Regions from separate parts of the Homo sapiens genome. Here region 1 is linked to region 2. The links are chromatin loops, found by intact Hi-C in ENCODE. Cell type or tissue: breast epithelium. All regions are shown on one strand. Links, peaks and the distances in the headings refer to the core of each region. The heading gives the core; the rest is flanking DNA. Region 1 overlaps IGFBP7-AS1 (IGFBP7 antisense RNA 1). Region 2 has its middle 49 kb from the start of LINC02380.

Region 1 (12,110 bases), core at 1,409-9,408, 210 kb before region 2:
TTTAGGAAGCCAAGGAGGGAGGATTGCTTGAGCCCAGACATTTAAGACCAGGCTGGGCAACATAGTAGGACCCTGTCTTTACATTAAAAAAAAAAAAGAAAAGAAAGGAAAAAAGGAGGTAGATACCTCATTAATAATTTTGTATTGACTATATGTTGAAATAATATTTTTGATATGTTGGGTGAAATACTTACATTTAAAAACTATAATTTATATTTATAATAATGTAAAATATAATAAAAATTTATTTTACCTACCTTCTTAATTTTAACAATTGTGCCTACTAGAAAATATAAAATACCCATGTGGTTTGCATTACATTTCTATTGGATTACTCTAGATTCATCTGCATCCCTAAATGTCTTTAGTCTATTTTTAGCTTCTGCTTCTTCACTCTATATCACTGTTACTGGTAGCGAGCGACTGGGTAGGTCATCTGCTTTAGACTTTGAAATTTAAGAGGCAGTTCACAGAATGACGGCTATTTCACACTCAGGTGAGCATGGTCATAATTGGGTGCTCATAGGGGACTTGGCGGTTTAATGTCAATGAAGAAGCCTCCTAGGGGTGATGCCTCATTCATTCAACAAATATTTATGTTAACAGCTTCTTTATGATGGATGATTATGCTAGGTTCTGGGACTATGTCTGGGAGCAAGAAATAGTCACAGGCATTGGGGAGCTTATCATCTGGCAGGGGCAGTAGACATTGTGATGGTTAATTTTGTGTGTCCACTTGACTGGCTACAGGGTGCCTAGGCATTTGGTCAAACATTTTTCTGGGTGTGTCTGTGAGGGTGATTTTGGATGAGATTAAAATTTGAATTGATAGACTGAGCAAAGCAGACTCTCCTCCCTAAACGTGTGTGGTGCTTGTCCAATTGGTTGAAGGCCTGAAGACAACAAAAAAACTGACTAAGAGGGAACTTCCTTGGCCTGACTGCTTGAGTTGCAACATCAATCTTCTACCCTTGGGCTGTGACTTACACCATTGGCTCTCCTGGTTCTCAGGCCTTTGGATTCAGACTGGAATCACTCCAGCAGCTCTCCTAGGTCTTTAGCATGGCAACTGCAAATCTTGAGATTTCTCAGCCTCTATAGTTATTGATATGATTTGGCTCTGTGTCCCCATCCAAATCTCATCTCAAATCATAATCCCCACATGTCAAGGGAGGGATGTGATTAGACATGGGGGCGGTTCCCCCATGCTGTTCTTGTGATAGTGAGTGAGTTCTCATGAGATCTGATGGTTTTATAAGTGTCTGGCATTTCCCCTGCTGAAACTTCTCTCTTCTGCCGCCATGTGAAGAAGGTCCTTGCTTCCCCTTCCACCATGATTGTAAGATTCCTAAGGCCTCCCAGCCGCGTGGAACTGTGAGTCAATTAAACCTCTTTCCTTTATAAATTACCCAGTCTCAGGTATTTCCTTATCGTGGTATGAGAACGGATTAATACAGTTGTGTAAGCCAGCTCCTTATAATAAATCTCTCTCCCTCTCTCTGCCTCTCATCTATGTATGTATGTATCTGTCATCTATCTCCTATAAGTTGTTTCTTTTGAGAACTCTGACTAACATAGACATTAAATAAACAATTTGTATACTGAATAATTATATAACTACTGCTTGGGGGTGTGGTTGTGTTGTGTGGTGAGGGGGTGTAGAAATGTCTAGGGGTTGATCAACCCTAACACCTTCCAGATGACCCTAGGTTCTGGCCTTTCCCCAAAGAGTCCTGGTCTACTCAGTCATCTCCCACAATTTGGCCATCTTCTTGGGTCCTCAGGACAATAAATGACCCAGCCAGATCTCTACCCTAAGTCTGACTTAGGATGGAAAAATGTCTCCTTATGCCTTTATCAGTCTTGACTTCAGGTCAGGGAGGCCAGAAAAATGAAATCTGCTCTATTTTGAAAGTTTCCTTCATTTCCTTTTTATGATTTAAATTTATTTTTATAAAGTGAATTGATGAAAACAAACACCTTTAACACCTCTACCCCTCGGTATTCTACAGATTTCCTGTAGTTTTGACAGTGAAACAAAAAACGTCATAATTCTTCACATACTTCAATACTATTCTTGCAGTTCTAGTCTTGCATTACTGGTGGAGAGTCTGGGGGTTGGAGATGGGGGTTACATTGTAAGGGAAAGCACATAGTTTGGATGTGGTGAGAGTATAATGAGATTAGCGTGCATGTCCAGCTGTCTATCCACTGTCTATCTAACCATGGGTAAGTTATTCAAAGTTACCTCACTACAGCTTCCTTGTTTAGCCAGTGGGGCTCATACCACATACCTGGTGGGTTTCTGGAAGAATTAGAGATAAAGTGTAGAAAGCACCTAGCACCACTCTGGCATATAATGGATACCCAGTAAGTGGTCTCTATTGATATTTTTCCTTGTTCCTTGGCCCTAGACTGGTCAGGTTGTCAGAGGAACAGAATTTGACCACTTAATTAGAACAATGTTTCAGTAATATATGACTGCATAACATACAATTCCAAACTTCGGATCGTAACATATTATTATGCACATAAATCCTATGGGTCAGAAATTTGGGCAGTGCATGCAGGGGTGACTGTCTGTGCTCCACCATGTCTGGGTTCTCAGTAGGAAGGCTTGAATGGTTGAGGCCTGGAATCATCTAGAGGCTTCTTCACATACATCTAGCTGGGATGACTCAAAGGCTGGGATCAGTTGGGACCACTGAACAAAGCACCTGTACCCAGCCTCACCACATGGCTTGGGAATCTTACAACAGTGCAACTGAGCTGTGAGAGGGGGAGTCTTGAAAAGGGGTGTCTGAAAGTGAGCATTCTAAAGGAGCAAGGCAGAGGTTGCAAGGTTTCTTTGATCTTGCCTTGGAAGCCACACAGTGTCATGTATTCTGCTTCTCTTGTGACAGGTGAATTACCAAAGTTAGCGTAGATTCAAGCTGAGAGCAACTAGATTCTAGCAGCAAGGCCACATTGCAGAAGAGCATGTAGGATGGAAGATATTATTAAGGGCATCTTTGAAAAATGGCATCAGCTACAAAGAACAACCTACATTAGACTCCTTTAGACTTGTTTGTTGGGCTTCTCAAAAGGAAACAGTGGAGCCCAGGAGTTTGAGATCAGCCTGAGCAGCATAGTGAGACCCCCATCTCAATTATATATAAAAAAAGGAACAGGGCACTGTGCAGTTCCCTTCTCAAAGGGAACAATCACATTGCTTATGTCAATGTATCTTCAGAGAACAAGTTTCAGCAACATTGTTGAAATTTGCCTGAGGTAACACTGTAAGTTGATAGTGAATTAGACCCTGAAATTTCAGATATTGACTATATTCAAAATTACAGTGTATTTTTAAAAAAATAACAGCTTTATTGAGTTATAATTTGTATACCATGTAATTTTTTCATTTAAAGTGTACATTTCAGTGGTTTTAATATATTCACAGAGATGTGCAACCTTCATCACAAGCAATTTTAGAACATTGTCATTACCTCACCTAGAAATGAAATATCTAGTGTAACAAACAGCTGTGTTTCAGCCAATCACAAGCAACTAATAGGATTCAGCCAATCTCAGCAGCCAACTCATCACACCATGTCCAAATAAGGCAGATGCCTACCTGTAGCCAATCAGGTGATTTCTCTGCTTTGCTTGCCTGTTCAGCCTTTAAAATCTCTCTGCCCACACTACTGGGCAGGGCTCTCTGAACCTCTTCTGGTTTGGAGTGCTGCCCAATTCATGAATGGTTCTTTGCTCAAATAAACTGTTAATTTGTCTAAAAGTTTTTTGCTAACAGCAATACTGGAAGAATTGTACTCACTGCAAAAATGTCTAGCATATGTTTTGTTTAGCTTCTAAAAATAAGATTGACATTTTATTTCAACTTATCAACAAATACAACTCCAAAACACAAATACCCTAATCATTTTCTAGTAGCTGTTCTCCAAGGACAGAGGTGAGCTTTTAATGAAACTGATTTAATTCTTCACAACATCCCTGGGGGTGGTATGGGAGAAGCCTTAAAAAAAGTCAGGTTTTATTGAAAACACTACCTGGAAAAATAGAATTGAGATACACTAATAGTCCTCTCAACACCAAAAAATCCTAGATGTGGGAGATCTTGCTTAGTCAACCCTAACTTGGAACAAGAGTTTGCATTTGATCACATCCAGTGATGACATATAATTTTATCCTTCTCCAAGCTCTTTTCAAGGATCATTGTATCTGATCCTCAAAACATTCCTGGAGGCCCACTTTACTGTGATATTACAGATGAGGAAACAACCCAAAGGAGCTGACATATTTAAGACCCAAAGTGACTTTGACCCAAAGCCTGCCACCCACACCATTCCAGACCCCAAAGACTAGTCTGCTTTTTATTTTCACACTTATTGGAGACTTTCTTTCATTTGCCCATGGTAGTGTTTCTCTTTCTAGAAGCTTCTTTATTGTTTTAAGATGAAAAAATTCATGACCAATTTCCAGAACCTCAAAACACAAAGCAACTGCTTATTTTCCTGAGCTGCTGCGTGAGTCAGTGATTCCCAGTGTTGCTGTGCCTGAAAACCCACCACTAATGTCAGCGCCTTGTGCTGTTGAGTTGCACGCGGCGCCCCTGCAGTCCAGGGCTGGGGCTAGCCCGGCGAGCGCGCGGCAGGCAGAGCATTCCCGGACGAGTCCGGTAGATGGTAGCATTGTGCAGCCGATGCGTCCTCTCCCAGCTTGCGTCTCATTTTTCCCTCTCCCCCTTTCCTGGGCTCAGCGGTGAGGCTCAGGTACCGGCGCCGCCCTGATGCCTACTATGCCGCGCCATCTCCAGATGGTCCGCACCTGGCGGGTCACGACGAGTCTCAATCCACAGCATGGGGCTGACTCGGACTCAGGAGTTTTTGTGGCTCCAGGCGTAACCGTTGCTTTGGATAAAATTGGTCCAGTTCACTTGACCAAGGAGAAGTGCAGAGGAGGATAAACGTCCCCATCCCAGTGGTGTCCTCTCCCGACTCCTTTCGTGTAGTGAGCTTTATTTTTAGAGACTCCCGCGCCTGCCAGCCGCTCATGCTCGGGTTCCCCAAGCGGAGGGGCTCCGCGTGCAGTGTGATGCCCACTGTCGCCGGCAGAGGGCACCGTCGTCACACACTGCGCAGGAGCCGGCGCGGGAAGGCGGCGGGGCTGTCCTTCCCGGTCAGCGTCCTACGCGTGACCTTGGGACCCGCAAATGTCTGCGCCGGAGGCATTGCCTCTTCCCGACTATGGGGGATACTGCACGGGGCTCCCGATGGCCTCTTCCACGCCTGGCCCTTCACTTCTTGAAGCTCACCCTTTTCTTATTTGATCTTTCTAGAACTGGCGCTCTCTCCCTTCAAATTCTGTCCCACCTTGGCTAGGTTCTGGTTCTGAGACTTCTGTCTCCCTGGCTGTTACTTTCCGTTTTTCAGGAATTTTCTTCCTTTGCCAATCCTTTAAACGTCCCTGATCCCAGGATTATTTGTTCTTCTAAGACTCACTCTGCGCACCCTCGCAAACCCACCGCCACCCTCTTCACTGCCTTGTCTTGACGACAACCACATTTTAATCTCCAGTCTAAGTTTATCTTTTGAGCTACAGACCCATTTCTTCATTTTGCCAGGCCAATAGGGACTGCTTGGAAATAATGCTTAGAAAGCAGCCAGTCTAAGAGCTGCTATTTCATTGAGGATGGTAGTCAAGGTTGTCTTCTGTCTAGAAATGCTTTGAATAACAAGTGCTTTGCTTTCAGCCAGCTGGTGTTTCTCTCTGAAGCCTTCTTCAAGGTAAAAAAAAAAAAAAAGAAAGTTTTTAGTGCTTACCTAGAGATGCAGTCACCAAACTTAACCTTCCCCCCCATTCCCCTCTTCTGCTGAGGAAACCATGCCAGGCCACAGGACCAAAACCTCCTTTGCTAGCTCCCTCTGTTTAGACCTGGACAGGATACCTACCTTAAGGCGACAAAAATGCGTGGGAATGGGCCAATCAGAGTCTTTTGAGATTTTGGGACTGGAATGTTGAAAAGAATGGTCTGGTGAAAATATGGAGAGCTCTGTAGCTTCTCTGTAGCGAAGAATCTGTAGACAAAGGGGTGTGTAAAAGATGAGTTGCCTGAGGGAGCAGGCTGAGGTAGGAGGAGGACAGAGCAGACAGAGGTAGTGGAGAGGGCCAGAGTGCCCCAGAAAGCTCTGTTTCGTTCCTCAAGAAACTCAACAGTCTCTTAATTTTGGAAGGTTTTTCTTTTTAAACTTTTTAAATTATTATTATTATTTTTTTTTTTTAGAGACAGCCTTGCTATGTTGTCCAGGCTGGTCTCGAACTCCTGACTTCAAGTGATCCTTCCACCTCGGCCTCCCAAAGCACTGGGATTGCAGGTGTGAACCACTGTGCTTGGCCTATGAAGGTTTTTCTATATTCTGTCCATAGCCCCTTCATCTTGAGCCAGTGCAGAACTGTAGCTAATTCATGAAGAAGCAGAGGACATGAAAAGGAAGGAAAGGGAAGACGGGCTGCTGACAGAATCAGCAAGGTTTAGCAGGCAGCTCCACTGGGCTGGCAGAGTTGGGAGGTTAGTGGCTGTTGTGGTGGTCGGGGAAGCAGAGAGGTTAAATTCCACATTCCCATGAACTTACCACTCCCCTTCCTGAAAATCCCCACATCCCACCTATTGCTGGATCTTAGCAGGTTGGTCAGCCATGACTCCAAAAGTCAAATGCATTTGCAAGTGTCACTAGACTTGTGGAGTGGGATAATACCAAAAGACAAACCCTGTCAAGTATTTATGGAATGCTTATTTTATAAGCATTTAAGGAAAGGGCTGAGGTGAGAAATAAAACTGAGTAAGATAAGATGCCTACCTTCAAGGAGATCCTCAGGGAACACAGGCACTTGAACATAGCACGGGCACTAACATAGAATTAAGTTCAAAATGCCACATGAATACATACAGGAGAAGGGAAAATTAACTCCGCCTTTGATGAGGGTGGGAAGGAGCCAGGGAGAACTTCAAAAGGGGAGGTGACTTTTGAGCTGGACCTTGAAGGATGAGTAGGAGTTTGTCAGACAGAGAAGAGAGATTTGCATTCTAGGGAAAGAGAGCAAAGTGTCAAAAGAATACAAGTGCATGGTGTATAGGAAGACTTTTAGTACTGTGGAGTATCTTTGTTGTATGCATATGGGGTTGGGGTTGGGGTTGGGGGTGTCAGTGGCAGCAGATGACAGGGAAAAAGGAGGCAAGGGCCAGAATGTGAAGGACCTTGAATGTCAAGATTAGGAGCTTGGACTTGATCCTGAGGACACTGTGAAGCCACAGAAGCTTTTAATCAGGGAGTCTTATATTAGCTGCCTTTGGAAGGACAACCGCAGACTGAATAGAGGATGCCTGGAAAGAGGAGAGAGCAGAGGAGGTCAGTCACATCGCCTGAACTCAGCTGCAGCTGATAAACTTTCTAGCAATATCCTGGGGCTTAGAGAAGAACAGGCAGGCTGTACATTTTAACTGATTGAAGCATTGTCCTCAAGGAGGGCTGATGAATCCGTGCATGCTCACCATTAGCACGGAGGGTCATGGTTCTACTACTGAGCCACAGGGTGCTGCATTCATTCATTAATTCATCCAGCAAACATTCATTAAATGTCTCCAAGGGCCCAGTTTAGTCTGTCCTCTTCAGCCTCAGGGATTGGTTCCACCATACCGAGGGTACCAAATCCACAAATGCTCAAGTCCCTTACATAAAATGGCATAGAACAGTTGGCCATTTGGTAGATTCACCAACCAAGAATGGAAAATATGTACGTACAGCTGGCCTTCGGTGTCACTGGGTCTTTATCAGCAGCTGGTTGAATCCATGCATGCAAAACCGGTAGATACAGAGGGCCAACTGTACAGCTTTGGTGCTAAGGATAACATGGGCAGGAAGTAGGCATGGCCCCTGCTATCATAGAGTCTGTTGTTGAGGGAGAGAGACAGCTATTAATCAGATGATTTCATGACCTAGTGCATAAATTTCCCATTTGGAAGGAAAAGAATATAGTTCGGTGAAAGTGTATAACAAAGAACTCCCCCTGGCCTCAGCTTTGGCTAAGATGCAGAGCACTACTGGGAATTTACCAGGTGAGAGCAGGGGGTTGCAGGAGAAGGAGCAGAATGTGCAAAGGCCCCGTGGCCTGAAAGAACATGGTATGGTTGAGGAACTGGAAGACTGTGTGATAGGGCATCAAAAGAAGACTGAGATGAGCTAGTGAGAGAGACAGGAGCCAAGCCATTGGATCTTTTCCTGTCCAGGTCAAGCTTTAGATAAAGTATTTGTTTAGAAGAATAGGTCAGTTAAATCTGAATGATGCAAAGCTGAGAGGACAAGTGGAACATTTGAATTGCAGAATCAAGATTTAAGACAATCTTGCAGGTCTAAATTAAAAGTGATGGAATTAAACAAATGTAAAGTTCTACATTTATGTTAAAAGTTTTAATTGACTTGCAAAGCTTTGTGTATAAGGATGCTTATCACTGCATATTTATAGCAGTGAAAACATGGGAAAGAAGAAATATGCAACTGTAGGAAAATGATTAAATATGCGATGTGTTAAAAAAAAATGAGAACATTAGCACTGAAGGTTACTTGGGTTCAAATGCTAGCTTCTTTTACTAGCCGTAGGTCATTGGACAAGTTACGTAAACTTTTTGTGCCTCAGTTTTCTTATCTAGCATATGGGGTTAATAATACTGCCTCACATAGTAGATACTAAATAACCGCTACATCAGTTTTAGCTATTGTCATTACCTAGTAGTATTATGTTTACAAATATGTTTAATGTCATTAGAAAATGCTTGATAGATAATATTAAGTGGGGAAAAACATATAGCATTATGCAGTTTAATACCATTTTGTTGCAAATTGTGTGTATTTGTATTTTTGTGTTGCTTATGTCTTTTGCTTCAACTTGGGGTGTAAGAAATGATCACATGTGGCCAGGCGCGGCAGCTCACGCCTGTAACCCCAGCACTTTGGGAGAGCGAGGCAGGTGGATCATGAGGTCAAGAGATGGAGGCCATTCTTGCCAACATGGTGAAACGCTGTCTCTACTAAAGATACAAAAAATTAGCTGGGAATGGTGGCATGCACCTGTAGTCCCAGCTACTCGGGAGGCTGAGGCAGAAAAATCACTTGAACCTGGCAGGCGGAGCTTGCAGTGAGCCGAGATTGCGCCACTGCACTCCAGCCTGGTGACAGAGTGAGACGCCGTCTCAAAAAAAAAAAAAAAAAAAATGAAATGGTCACATGTCTCCACTGAACTGAGTCATTGATCTCCTCTTCCCAGCACCATGAGAACCATCCCCTGACCAGCTGTGACAGCGCAGACAGGAATGGCCCAAGGCTGGGTAGCCAACAGCTTTCACCAGTCTGCAGGATGGTAGCATGCATAGATTTATCAGCATTAACATGCTCGTTTCTCTTTCCCAGTGTTTTCCTTTCTGTGATACATTTAAGGTTCCACAGTCCCAGTTTATTCAGGCTAAAGGATCAGTGATACTCCCAAATCCCTTGTAGAGACAGCACTGGAAAATATGATGGGTCCACCGTGGGCTGCATTTGCTGTTCCCTAACACCAGTGCCTGCTAAAAGCAGCTGTCCACACAGCCTTGAGCTATCACTGTCTGTGCTGTCACAGCTGGTCAGGGGATAGTTCCTACGGAGCTGGGAAGAGACCTCTTCTCACTGTCTTATGCCAGCACGGCTCTGGGTTCTCAATGTTTCAGCCTCTTAGTTTGTCCTCATATATACGATTCTCAAACCATGCCCATGGGGCTGCAGTGGCTGCTGCGGTAGAAGGTTCCAGCCTTGGCAATGTGCTATACCTACAACACCTCCCCACTAACACCAACAATTTAGTAATCCAGGCTCCTGCAGAGGACCCACTGAGCTTATCAGAGATGTTTGGAAACGAGTGAACCTAAGGAGAAGTAGTTGGGAGTCTTGATTTGTTTTCTCCTAGGAGGCTTCTAGCCCCCCTCTCAAATGGGCTCAACTATTTAGTACTTCCCAGTGACATTTGGCCTTGGTATCCTGGGGAACAAATGGGGAGCTGAGAAAAAACATTGCCTGTGACTAACATTCCTGCCTTTGGTCGATGAGCGCCTCTGCCTTAAATTTGCAAAGCTAAAAGAAACTGCCTGGGTGATTGTTTCCAGAACAAAAAAATGTGTCCCAGGATGACTTGTTAGACATGGAAGTGGCTGGCAACTTTTAACTTGCAGATTTTCTTGCTAAAAGTTTAAAATTCTGTCTCATTGGGGATACTGCTACATATTCATGAAAAAGAAATTGACTATTAAGAACTACACCACAATATTAGCCATGCCTACCTTTGAGTGGTGGGATTCCAATGGACTGTTTTATTTTTTATTTTGTTTTGTTGTTCAGATTTCTGACAACAAATATGTATTACTTTCACAATTAGAACTATAGATCCTGCCAATAAGTTTACTTAGATCCGTCCTATTTGTTTCAAATGACAACCCCATCCCTGGCAGGCAGATTTGGCTCTCCCTTGGTACCAGTGAGAGGCCACTGGGTCTGTAATACAGGAGTTCTGTATAGCCACAGAGAAGGAGGTTTGCAGTTAACCTCCATTCTGGGCTCTAACTCTCTCTGAGTTCTAAGTCCTCCAACAAGGCTGCCATTCACAGCCACCCCTTCCCAAAGGCTGCCATTGGGAAGTGTGTGTAGGGTCCCCAAGTCCACCCTCAGGTTTGATGATTCACTAGAAGGAGTCAGAGAACGCAGAAAAGCTGTTATACTCCCAGTTATGGTTTATAGAGCAAAAGATACAGATTAAAATCAACAAAGAAAAAAGATATACAGAGTAGAGTCAAGGAGAAATTAGACAGAAGCTTCCAGATGTTGTCACCCAGTGGGGTCACATGGATACCACTTAATCCCCCCAGCACTGATGTGTGGCAACATGCATAAAGTATTGCCAATTTGAGTCTTGGTGTTCAGGGTTTCTATGAGGGGTAAGTGACATAGGAAAAGAACACTTATGTGGCTGACCTTAGCTGCTGAGGCTGCAGCTTCCCCAGAGGTCAAACTGATGGAGCATGGTCGGGTGAATCAAACCAAGGATTTGCCACACATCACCTTGTTAGCATAAACTATCTGTTGTGGCTTAGGGATCCAGGTATACAAAGACACGCTTTTTTTCAGACAGGATATTCCAAAGTCTGACAGGTTATCCCCGAGGAGCTGGTCAAGGGCCAGTTCCTTTTTTTGGAATGTGCAGAGTTTGGGCACTCCAAGCCTCCAGTGTTAATCCTTTTCTGCACCACAGGTCAGGTCTTACAAGCATAGGCCTTGCCCTTCTGTCTGTATCTTTTTTTTTTTTTTTGAGATGGAGTCTCGCTGTGTCGCTCAGGCTGGAGTGCAGTGGTGTGAACTCAGCTCACTGCAACCTCCGCCTCCCAGGTTCAAGTGATTCTGATGTCTCAGACTCCCAAGTAGCTGGGATGACAGGCTTGCACCACCACACCCAGTTAATTTTTGTATTTTTAGTAGAGACGGGGTTTCATCATGTTGGCCAGGCTGGTCTTGAACTTCTGATCTCAGTGATCTGCCCGCTTCTGCCTCCCAAAGTGCTGGGATTACAGGCCTGAGCCACCATGCCCAGCCTGTCTATATCCTTTGCATACTTACAGTTTTCCTGTTTTTCATCCTTTTCTACATCATGGGGTCTGAGCCAGGTAAGCAAAGACTAGCTTTATTCTCCTCGTGGTTTTATACACTTGTGGAGCCGGGGGGCTGGAACTCCATTACTATTGTTAGGCTGTTTGTCCCCATCCAAATCTCATCTCCAGTTGTAATCCCCATAATCCACATGTGTCAAGGGTGGGACCTGGTGGGAGGTGATTGGATCATGGGGGTGGTTTTCCCTATGCTGTTCTCGTGATAGTGAGTGAGTTCTCCCGAGATCTGATGGTTTTGTAAGTGTTTGACAGTTCCTCCTATGCACGATGCTCTTTCACCCGCTCCCGGGGAAGATGTGCCTGCTTCCCCTTCCACCATGATTGTAAGTTTCCCAAGGCCTCCCCAGCCATGCAGAACTGTGAGTTAATTAAA
Region 2 (12,110 bases), core at 2,408-10,407:
TCCGCATACCACCCACTTCAGATTTTTCTGTAGTGGGGTATCTGTGCCGCCAAGCCTGTTATAAAAAGGCACTTAATTTTGTATCTGGCTGAACCACTTGTGTACATACTTCCCTTGGCCAGACTCCAGAGGTGATAGGGTCAGGATGGGACATAGGCAAGAATCTGCCTCAGTCCCTTGATACGGTTCTCTACGGGCCCAATTTCTAATTTTTTGACGTAACATGGCAAAGTAGGAGTTATGTTATCTTATTATCCCCTTTTACAGTTGAGGAAAGTGAAGTCCAGATATATGGAGGGAAGAGTTATCATGTAAAAATTCACAGCTCTTCCTGCATATCAGAGAGATGACTCAAAACTTCTCATTGTATGAACTGTTGCTGTACTGCTTAGTATATATTGTCCTCCTAAACCAGAGTAATTATTATAATAACAAAAAGGCTAATACACTTATTATTTACTATTTGTTAAGCATTGTTTTTATTATTATGTTTGTGTATATGTAAAATTAACTTAATAATCATTGATGATAGATACTATTCTTCTTCTTCTTTTTTAGATTAAATAACATAGAGGCACTGAGAAGTTCAGCAATGTGTCTTAAATCACATAGCCAAGAAGTGGTGGAGCCAGGATTTGAACCCAAGCAGGCTGGCTGTGAAGTTCATGCTGTTAGTCATGAAACTATACTGCTTCTTAAAAAAATTGTGACAGCACCCAGCAGACGGGGGACAATTGCTATGTGCCAGGAATGGCATATGCCTATCTTATTCCTGTACTAGATACTATTATTAACATATTTTATAGATGAAACCGAAGTACAGAGAAGTTCAGTACTTGCTCAAGGGCAGAGTTGGTAAATAGCAGAATCAGACTTTGAATCCAGAGCCATTGCTTAGTAAAAGAATCATAAGAGTTCTCTAACTTGACTCAAGAAGAATGTTTAGGGGATAAGACTGGTGACCAGAGGGTAGACTCCACTCTGTGGCTCCAGGCTGGACATTGCTATCCTTTGTGGAAAGAAAGGGAGGGAATCAGGCAAAGGGACTGCAAAAAATTGCTCCCATAAGTTCCTAAGAGACACCATAAATAACTAATAAATGGGGAGAAAGTCCGTGAGTTCCCTATGGCCAGCATATTGGCATCACAATAGTACATGCCCCATCGTCAAGAGAAAATGTGTCAAGAAGGCCCTTTTCAGCTTATGGCTCTCAAAGAATTGCTGAGTGGCCTGGTGCTTTTCTTGTAGCTACCAGGCAGAGAAGAGGTAGATCGGGCTGCATTTTTGCTAAAGCTGGCCATTGCGAAAGTTATTCAGACATGTGACAGTGTATTTTATCCTCAAGTCTTTATATTGAATTACAGTCTGCCACATCTTTTTCACTTTCACAGCCTCTGCTTACAGATACTAGAGGATCAAACCTTACTTTTACAAAACTGCAACTTTTCTTGACAAGCTTTTACTGTAAAGGGCAGAGACAAACCTTTTATGTTGTTGTTTTAAAAACATCTTTAATTGTTTCATTTTGGGAGAGAAAGAATAAACTATAAATAATTTTTACATGAGTGTGTGCATGGGTAATTATTTCCTTAAAAAGAGTAATAGACAACAAAGGATGCCCAGTGGGGTGCACAGCAGTGTGCTGGAAATATTGATCAGGGGACTGGAAGCTTGTTATCAGATGAGGAATTAAAAAGGGGAACCTCACAGCTCATTCATGCTCCTGGTGAGCACGTTGCATCTGTGCTCTGGGTTCTGTACTGGCTTCCCATTTGCTTGGGGATGCAATTCAAACAGTCAAGGTGGAGACTGTGATCTATGGGGTGTGCAGTGATTGGACCCTCATTTCTTAACTGTGCCCCTCTCTTTCTTTGCAAGGACCGTTGACAGCTGAAACTAGCTGAAGTCCTCCTGGGAAGAATTCTATATTGGGACTCTTCAGGCAGAGAGGTCCCAGGAGAGGGCCATCCATGGTGGAATAGCCATCCTGTTTTCCTGTGGCAGCCTGAATCTGTTGAATTTCTCTGGTTCCTGGCAGAGCTGTTGCCACTGATGTTGACTTAATGCCGGCAGATCCGGAGTGGAGGAAGAAAGTGAAGGCCACATTGACAGGGGTTGGCTTGGCTTCCTCTCTTCTCTTTTTCCCACCCGTACTCCCCTTCTCCTGTTTCCTTTCTCTGTTAATTTGCTAATTTATCCCAGGGCCACCTGTGCTGTTGCCCCAGCTGGGAACCCTGGAATCATTTTCCAGTTTTCTTTATTTCTCATGTCCAATTAGCCAGCTCAGCCTGACATTTGACCCTGGCAGCATTTTTTTCAGAAGCGACCATCCTTCTGAATGAGATCTGCCCTAGATGTACTCTGCTTGCATTAAGATAGCTTCCTATCCGATTTACTCTGCCATCAGCGTGGCCCTCTCCAATGTAATAAAAACACAGATTCCAGATAATTTTTATAAAGTGATGGTTCTCAAACTTTGCTTCATATCTGAATCACCCAGAGAGTTCTTAAAACATTTGATGTTCAGATCATGGTTAACACCAATTAAATCAGAATCCCTTGGGATTGGACCCTGGTGCCAACATTTTTAAATAACTCTCCAGATGAATCCAATGTGCAACCATGTCTGAAATCATTGTTCTAAATCACATTTCTGATCCCACTTCTCATGCTCAAAAGCCCCATGATGGCTCCCCATTGCCTGTGGAATTGAAAGCCCATACTCCTTAACTTGGAATTTCTAGCCCTTTACCATATGGCCCTAACCAATATTCTTAGTCCTATCTCTGCATCATTCTAGTTCTAGATGTAACTTATTGTCTTGGTTTCTCATGATTCCTTATATATGCTATGCCCTTTCTTGCTTCAGTGATTTTGTTCATATTTTTTCTTCTTCAAGATTGCTACACTGTCATCCATTGATTCAGATGGTATTTTTACTCTCTGTTTGCTATTTTCAGGCAACGGGCTGGGCATACAGTGGTAAGGCTCAGATTCTCTAACATCAGCTCGGTGTCCAACAATTCAATTTGATTCTGACATTAACTTCCAGAATTAGCATGGACCATACAGGTTAAGGGTTTAGGCCCTCAAGACTGTTCCTACTTTAGATGCTAGTTGCAAGTCCCAGGAACCACCTGTACTTCTGACCAATCAGCTATAAATCCAAGGATTCCCACAACTTCTCTCTCAGTTTTGATAATTCTGTAGAATGACACACAGAACTCAGGAAAATGCTTTACGTACTTTTACTGGTATATAATAAAGAATACAACTCAGGAACGGTGAAATAGAGGAGACACACAGGGCAAGGTGTAGGGGGTAGGTGGTGACACAGAGCTTTTATGCCCTCTCAGGACATAGCAACTCCTCAGATCAGCAAACCAGAGGCTCTCCAAACCCTGTGATTTAGGGGTTTCCATGGAGATTTCATTAAATAGGCTAAATCACTGGCCAGTGGTGATTGAGCTCAGTCTTCAGGTTCTCTCTTCCCTGAAACTTAGAGAGTGGGCCTGAAAGTTCTAACTCTCTAATCATGAACTGGTATTTCTAGGGACCAGCCCCCATTCTGAAGCTATCTAGGGGCCCCTACAGTGAATCATCTCAGCATACATAACACACTCATCCTTCAACAGATTCCAAGGATTTTAGGAGCTCTGTGCCAAGAACTGGAAATAAAGACAAAATTTATTGTTTATTATACTACAGTGGCAAAAGGAGATTCTGTTCTTGGCCTCTGGGCTCTTATTGATCTACTGTCATGGATGCCACTGACTGGGGCTGGTGTCACAGGCAGTCCAAGAATTTATCAAGACAGTCGTAGATAAAGAAAGGCAAATGTATTAGAGAAGGTAAGAAGATACGTTGCAAGGGTACAATGGGCAGCACAGCAGAGAAGGGGCTGTCTGCAAAGACACAGGGGCTGGTGGGAAGTTTTATAGCATTATGCTGGAGAGGCTACATGCTGAGTGAGGTATTTGGGAACAGGATGTTGCGCCAGCAGGTTGTCTGTCATTAGCCATTTCTCAGAACTGTTGTTCACCCCGACGTGGAGCTCTGTCTTATTAGGGCTCCACAGCTACCACAGATGTAAGATTGAAACTGTGATAGGTACTGTAAAGAAGAGACCTATGATTCCAGAAAGGCTCATGGTAAGGGGATCTGACCTAGTTAGAGAGGTCAGGAGTCTCTCCCAAGGAAAAGATGCTTGAGATCCTTGGGGGCTCTAATGACTGCAGAAGTCAAATAGACTCTACCTTGAGAAAAAAGGACAGAAAAGTTGTGATTGTAATCAGAAACTCTTCTGGGACAAATTATCCAGACAGAGGGAGCCTCATGAGCAATGGAGGCAGGAGAGAGGGGGCATGGTAAGGACAAAGACTGAAAAAGGGCTGGTGGCTTAACCAGATGGAGCAGAGGAGAGTGTAGTGGGCAAGATGAGCCTAGAAGGGAGATGAGGCTCATCCTTGGATTCAAGCACCTTGGTCAGGAACAATGAAAACCTATGGAAGGGCTTTCATCAGGGGAATGTGGTGCATACCACTGACTTGGGCTTTTGTTTTGCGAAGATACCTCTGGAGGCTGGTTGGAGAATAGACTAGAAAGGGCTTAGTAGTTGTGGATAAATCAGGTGGTAGTTAGCAGTTAAACCAACCAGGCCAGAGAGGTGTAACTTGAAGGCCCTGCTCTAGTGTCACCCCCTCTGTGAGGTGAGCTCAGCCAAATGGAGAGAGAGGCAAGGATGGAAGTTGGACTTGATGGTCCATACATTTTATTCCTACATTACAAATCCCCCAGATGGTGAGGTCCTCCTGGTCCCTGGAGCAAAGTGAGTGATTCATTCTATAGGCATCACAGCCTTTGTTAATTCTGCTGCCCTGCTTGACCATGATTTCATGCCTGTAAAGAAGAAATTTGTCCTGTTCATCATCAATTCATGAGCATTCAATGAATGCTCATCAAAAAGAGGAATAGTCTATGGGACTTCTGGAGCCAGATAGTTTGGATGAGACTTCTGACTCTATCACTTTCTAGCTTTGTGACCTTGGGTAAATTGCCTAGCCTCTCTGTGCCTCAGTTTATTCACCCACCTCAAAAAGTCATTGTGAGCATAGATGGAGCTCATAAAATGCACTTAACACAATGCCTGGAACATGGTAAGTTTCATATATGTGTTTTCTATTATTATTATTGCTCTTATATTTAATAGGATCACTCATGTCCTTTTGCCAGAGTCTTGTTGCTTTAGGAATGGGTTAGAAAGAAAGCACTAATACCCTTAAAGTTTCATCAGATCCCCTCTTCTATCCCATGTTCTACAGAGTGTTCATGTAGGGAGACTTACTACTACCTGGAACTTGCCCAGGGTATTAGGAGATTGTGCTGGTTAATTTATGTGTTAACTTGACTGGGCCATGGAGTGCCCAGATATTTGGTCAAACATTATGGTTGATGTGTCTGTGAGGGCATGCTTGTGAGACTAACATTTGAATAGTTAGACTGAGTAAATCAGACTCTCTCCCTAATGTGGGTGGGCCCATTCAGTCAATTAAAGGTCTGACCAGAACAGGAAGGCCTCCCCTCCCCTGAGTAAGAGGGAACTCCTCCTGCCTGCTTGCTTGAACTAGAACATTGGCCTTTTTCTGTCTTTGGATTCAAATGGAAAAATCAGTTCTTTTGGGGTCATGAGTCTGCTGGCTTTCAGACTGTAACTACAGATTGACTCTCCTGAGTCTCCAGCTTGCTGGCTGCAGATCTTCGAACTTTTCAGCCTCCATCATCCTGTGAGCCAATTTCTTATTTTAAAAGAATCTCTCTCTCTTGCTCTGTGTATTTCTCTTCCTCTCTCTCTCTCTGCTTTTCTCTCCATCTCTATATATGTATATGTATAATATGTATATATAACACATATATAGATAAAGATAGATAGTTGGAAAATATCTCTCTCTATAGGAAATTTTATATATATATATATATATATATATATATATATATATATATATATATAATCTCTTCTCTATTCTCTGTAAAACCCTGACTAATGCAGAGATGATTAGGAAAGGGTTTCCAAATAAGATTTTATTATCCCACTTGAGATCCTTAGAGAAAGCAGTCATGATCCAAACTAATGGGTAAAGACATCTAGTTAGTACTCCTTTGGCATTTACACACCTTAAAAAAATGTCAGTGTCAATGTCATGACCACAGTAAGAAAGGTCTCTGGCAGTATGATGCTGTGCTTAATTATAGGCCCCTCATTCATCACACCCACAGGCTGCTTTCTAGCAGGGGCCATCTCAGGAGCCATTTCCCCCCTTGGTTTAGATGAAGCAAACAATGTAAGAGTTAGAGGTGTTTCCCTTTCTCCTCTCATTCTAATTTTCTGCCTCCTTTTCCTGCCCTACATCTATCTTCACATGGCAGAGTCAGAACGAATACCTTATTTCTTTCTTAAGTTATTACAGCATTTAAGGAAGCTAATGAATCTTTTTTAACACAAATTACTATACCTTGTGCTTACTGGTGCAGGATGTTTCACCTTCCCTGTTTTACTGCTTTCTAGCAGAATGCTGTGGCTCTCCTTTGTCCAAAGTCAAACTGTAAATCCAGTTACTTTATAACAATATCGAATGAAATGAAAATCTCTGAAGTTTCTCCTCTCTGGCTCAACATTTGGTTGGGAAAAATGAAGTTGCCATTGTTTGAGCTGATGAAGATTAAATGGACTGCCTCTGAATTTAATTGAGTCTCTGTTTGAATAATATCCATGGTGGGTCCTACTGCAATGTTTGGTGATTAATGGTGAGAATGAACAACAGTAACATCTGGACCCAAAGCTGTTCTTGGCTTAAAAGATGTTCATTCTTTTGAGAAAAAGGATTCTCTGCATCATTGTTCAAATAATCATTAGCAGATAGATCAGCTGGGACATTTTAATTAAAATTTCAAAATGTAGGGAGCAGAAAATTTCTTCACACTCTTATTTATCCAAGTTAAAATAAAAACTCTGTCATTAAAAAGGGAAATACATTTCTATTTCCTCAAAAGAAGAGAAGGAAAGGTGAATTATGTAGTAGCATTTGTTTGCTTACAGATAAGTGTGTAAAAAGGAGAATTTGAGCATAGGATTTTTCCAATCAGTTGTTTTAATTATCATTTAAGAGAACTTTGAGGAATTGTTTAGATTTAAAATATAATTTTGCCTGGATTTCATTATACAAATTTTTATAAGCTAAATATTTTAAAATAGTAGTCATGGAAAGTATTATGAGTAATTAAGATGATATAAAAATAAAAGAACAAGAATCTTTTGGGAGATGTTATTTCTAAATGTTGACTAGCTATACTAGAATTCTTACAAAATATTTGGGTAAATAAAGGGATTCTGCATCTGTGCTTGTTATAGTAGGATTTCTATGGAGTGACTCTGTGTGGAGGGGAGACAGCTAATCAAATATATCAAGTATGTTAACAAATTACTTGGAAAAGGGTATCTTAACTGAAGTTTTATTAGTCTAATCCTCAGCTGATAACACAAGAAATAGATTGAACAGATCCAGCTGATTAGAAGAGACTTAAACCCAGGAGATGGTATATCTGTTATTATAAAGCAATAAACACAAAAAGACAAAGGAATAAAGATGTTGTCTTTATTTGATAGCAACATCCGAGTTTAGAAGTTTCATTTCACAACATAAAAAGGTACCATTGGTCAAAATGTAAATAGTCACTGGAGAAAAATAAACCAATAGATGTGAAAAACAATTGTTTTCACCCAAGTCATTATTTTTATTATTATCATTTTGGTTACCTAGCTTACTCTGTGTCAGAATGGGTATACATTACCATAATCACAAGTAACTGGATTGAGCTTAGGCCTTCACTAACATTGAAAAATAATTTGCATTATAAGGAGTCAGTGTGTCTGCCCTAATGTGTGAAATCTCCTCACCTACATGATAAATATTTGTCTTTTTGACTTTGTTCCTATTATATTGGAAAACCTATATGTTTTCTGCTCAAGGTGAAAATACTTGGTTTGCACAGAATGACAAGTTCAATGATTATCTTAGTAGAAATAATAGTTTAATAAGAGAAGAATATGTTTTTGTAGAGTATAAAAATATATGTAATTGCTTTGTAGGGTTGATATCTGTGGTCAATATATTTAGTTATTCAGCAAATAGTTTCGAGCTTCTGCTGTCTATAGGTGCTATGCTTAATGCAAAGTATAAAATATAGGTCTGGTCCTTGTTCTCAAAGAGCTTACAATCTAGTACGGGAGTTTTAAAAAATTAGAGTTCAAAGGAGAATATGGTAGGCATCGCTGTGGGTTGGCAGAGAGCCTCTACTCATCAGAGTCACACAGTGACTCAGCATGATGGAGCTTCATCATCTTGAATGCTGCTGCTTACTGAATGCTGAGGGACAAGGGTACCCAAGCATTTCTCACCACACTGACAAATGAATGTTAAGCATAGAAGTCTTTATCACTTCCGCTATCACTCAAGGTCCAGAGCAAGTCATAGGGCCTTAAGTCAAGCAGAAAGTGCAGATCTACCATGTGCAATGCTACATGGAACTGGAAATGAGTGGCAAGCAGAATTCATGATGATTCCAATAATTAATCCTCTTCTGTTGGTATACCTGGATGACCTTATTTTGTGGGATAAGATTTAATGAGAAGAATATTTAGCAGAGATAGTTTGACTTTAGATTAATGATTGCAACATATATGCAAATATGTATGCTGATGGTGTGGGTAGTGGTATTTCATATCAAATAATAAAGAGTCTCTCTCTGTAGACCTGTTATAAGAAAATATTTTTATGTCTGTTCTCAACCCACGAAGTGGGAGAAAATCTTCACAATCTATATATCTGACAAAGGACTAATATCCAGAATCTACAATGAAGTCAAACAAATCAGCAAGAATAAAACAAACAGCCCCATCAGAAAGTGGGGTAAGAACATGAATAGACAATTCTTAAAAGAAGATATACAAATGACCAACAAACCTATGAAAAAATGCTCAACATCACTAATGATCAGGGAAATGCAAATCAAACCACAATGCAATACCAACTTACTCCTGCAAGAATGGCCATAATAAAAAAATCAAAAAATGGTAGATGATGTTGGCATGGATGCAGTGATGAGGGAACACTTCTACACTGCTGGTGGGAATGTAAACTAGTATAACCACTCTGGAAAACAGTGTGGAGATGCCTTAAAGAACTAAAAGTAGAACTACCATTTGATCCAGCAATCTCACTACTGGGTATCTACCCAGAGGAAAAAAAAGGAGTCATTATACAAAAAATATACTTGCACATGCATATTTATAGTAGCACAATTGCAACTGCAAAATTGTGGAAGCAACCAAAATGCCCATCAATTAATGAGTGGATAAAGAAACTGTGATATATATATATATAATATAGTAATATTCCATCATATGTATATATGTGTGTGTGTGTGTGTGTGTGTGTGTATATATATATATGATGGAGTACTACTCAGCCATAAAAAGGAATGAATTAACAGCATTTGCAGCTACCTGGATGAGATTGAAGACTATTATCGTAAGTGAAGTAACTCAGGAATGGAAAACCAAACATTGTATGTTCCCACTGATATGTGGGAGCTAAGCTATGAGGACGCAAAGGCATAAGAAAAATACAATGGACTTTGGGGTCTTAGGGGGAAGGGTGGGAGGGGGTGAAGGATAAAAGACTACAAATATGGTGCAGCGTATACTGCTTGGGTGATGGGTGCACCAAAATCTCACAAATCACCACTAAAGAACTTACTCATGTAACCAAACACCACCTGTACCCCAATAACCTATGGAAAAAAAAGAAAATATTTTTATGTTTATTCTGTTGCTTCCCTCTGTGATTGCAAGGGGCAGCAGTAACATTTAATCCAAAGCAAAGCACTTTAGCAGAGTGACTTGCTTGTTTGATTGTTCTGACCAAGAAGGTGTCCGTTAGTGGGTATATATCCAAAAAAATTGAAATCAGTATGTCAAAGATATATCTGCACTCCCATATTCATTGCAGCATTATTCACAATAGCCAAGATGTGGAATCAACCTAAGTATCTATTAATGGATGAATAGAGAAAGACAATGTGATGTATACTATTTAGTCTTTAAAAAGCTTGGAATGAAAATGAGATACTGTCTCACACCAGTCAGAATAGCTATTACTAGAAAGTCAAAAACAACAGACGCTGGCAAAGTGGCGGGGAAAAGGGAACACATATATTGTTGGTGGGAATATAAATTTGTTCAGCTACTGTGGAAAGCAGTTTGGAAATTTCTCAAAGAACTGAAAACATAACTACCATTTGACCTAGCATTCCCATTACTGAATATATATCCCAAAGAAAATAAACCATTCTGCTAGAAAGACACGTGCACTCATATGAACATCACGGCACTATTCACAATAGCAAAATCTTGCAACTAACTTAGGTGCCCATCACTGGTGGATGGGATAAAGAAAATGTGGTACATATATATCATGGAATACTATGCAGCCATAGAAAAGAATGAAACCATGTCCCTTGTAGAAACATGGATGTAGCTGGAGGCCATTATCCTAAGTGAATTAATGCAGGAAGAGAAAACCAAATACTGCATATTGTCACGTGGACATAAAGATAGCAACAATAGACACTGGGGACTACTAGAAGAGGGGGAGAGGGAAGAGGGTAAGGGTTGAAAAACTAACTATTGGGTATTCTACTCAGTATTTTGGTGATGGGATCAATCATATTCCAAACCTCAGCATCACAGAATACACCCAGGTAATGCACATGTAGTCCCTGAATCTAAAATAAAAGTTAACACTATTCAGCCTTAAAAAAGAAAGAAATCCTATAATTTGTAACAACATGGGTGAATCTAGAAGACATTATGCCAAGTGAAATAAGTCAGTTACAGCAGGACAAATACTGCATGATCTCACTTATGTGTGGACTCTAAAAATGTTGAACTCATAGGAGCAGAGAGTAGAAGGGTGATTGTTGGGGGTGGTGATGGGGACAACGGGGGTAAAGAAAATTATTCAAAGGGTATGAAGGTTCAGTTAGACAGGATCAATCAGTTCTGATGATCTCTTCAACATCCTGGTGATTATAGTTAATAATAATGTTTGCGTACTTGAAAATTGCTAAGAGACCTTAAATGTTCTCACCACACACACAAAAAAGTATGTGAAGTGATGGATATATCAATTCACTTGATTTAATTATTTTATACTGTCTGGATATATCAAAACTCATTGTACACTATTAATATATACACCTTTTATTTGTCAATTATACCCGAAGAAAGCTGGGGGAGAAAGTGTTAAGCTCTTATTTTCTATGGGAACAGAAGGTTAAGTAAGATCACAAGGAGATTTCCAGTTTTCTGTGCTTTTTGGCTTTTCATAATATCTGATAGTGTTGGCCCCTTTTATTCTTCTAATCAGTTGTTTTTCTTGGCTCTTCTTGATTGCTCCAGCATATGAATGTTAGAATCATTTTTTTGCCTTGTGGCTGATGATAATGTATATTGTCACATGTATAGAAAATGGAAGTAAGCAATAACAAGCATAACAAAATAACACAAATAAAAGAGTTAAATGGGAAACAAGAGTTAACTATGTCCAAATCAATTCTGAAAATTGAGAGTAGTAGAATAGGTTGATTATATTTATAATCACTACTTTTAGTCTAGAGATATTTATCATCACTACTCTTAGTCTAGAGATTTTTATACTTATGGAACTCATTTCAGAAAGGGATGATCCTGTTGGGAACTATAAATAAAATGTGTTGGCAAACTTTGTGAAAGTTATATTTGTAAGTGGCTTCTGAGACAGATGAGAATATAGTCCGCTTTGAAAGATAACCTATGGGAGGACAAGCGAGACCTTATAGGACATTATTGATTCCTAAATTCTCCAAAGTCTCACCATGACAGAGAGAATAGGCTTTATTAGCATCATTTGAAATGTTTGTGGTAAGGAGCTTTGCTCTGTAACAGTGGAGGGGCTTTGACTACTCAAAACCCCACTTTTAATGAAGAATGCAAATTGCCAGGGAAATACCTTGTC

The links. A loop is a pair of places that touch in the nucleus more often than their neighbours do. Peaks named below come from ENCODE experiments on the same cell type or tissue, not always from the same donor. Only the 100,000 strongest peaks of a DNase experiment are listed, where the experiment ranks them.
Region 1: a loop joins it to region 2, with 12 times the contacts of the local background. A loop is called at or near these places in 2 of 110 quality-filtered maps.

The regions. Positions count from the first base shown.
Region 1 is chr4:57,159,077-57,171,186 of GRCh38, forward strand. All of the region lies in intron 1 of IGFBP7-AS1 (IGFBP7 antisense RNA 1), which reads left to right. Among named protein-coding and RNA genes, the nearest start is that of IGFBP7, 55 kb to the left of the region's middle. RefSeq lists a silencer at 4,550-4,599. In breast epithelium, for the core only: a CTCF peak has its summit at 5,059; DNase peaks (open chromatin) are centred at 4,705 and 5,105; H3K4me3 peaks cover 1,099 bases; H3K27ac peaks cover 654 bases.
Region 2 is chr4:57,370,562-57,382,671 of GRCh38, forward strand. No RefSeq gene overlaps it. Among named protein-coding and RNA genes, the nearest start is that of LINC02380, 49 kb to the right of the region's middle. In breast epithelium, for the core only: no CTCF peak of the experiment used is centred there; no DNase peak of the experiment used is centred there.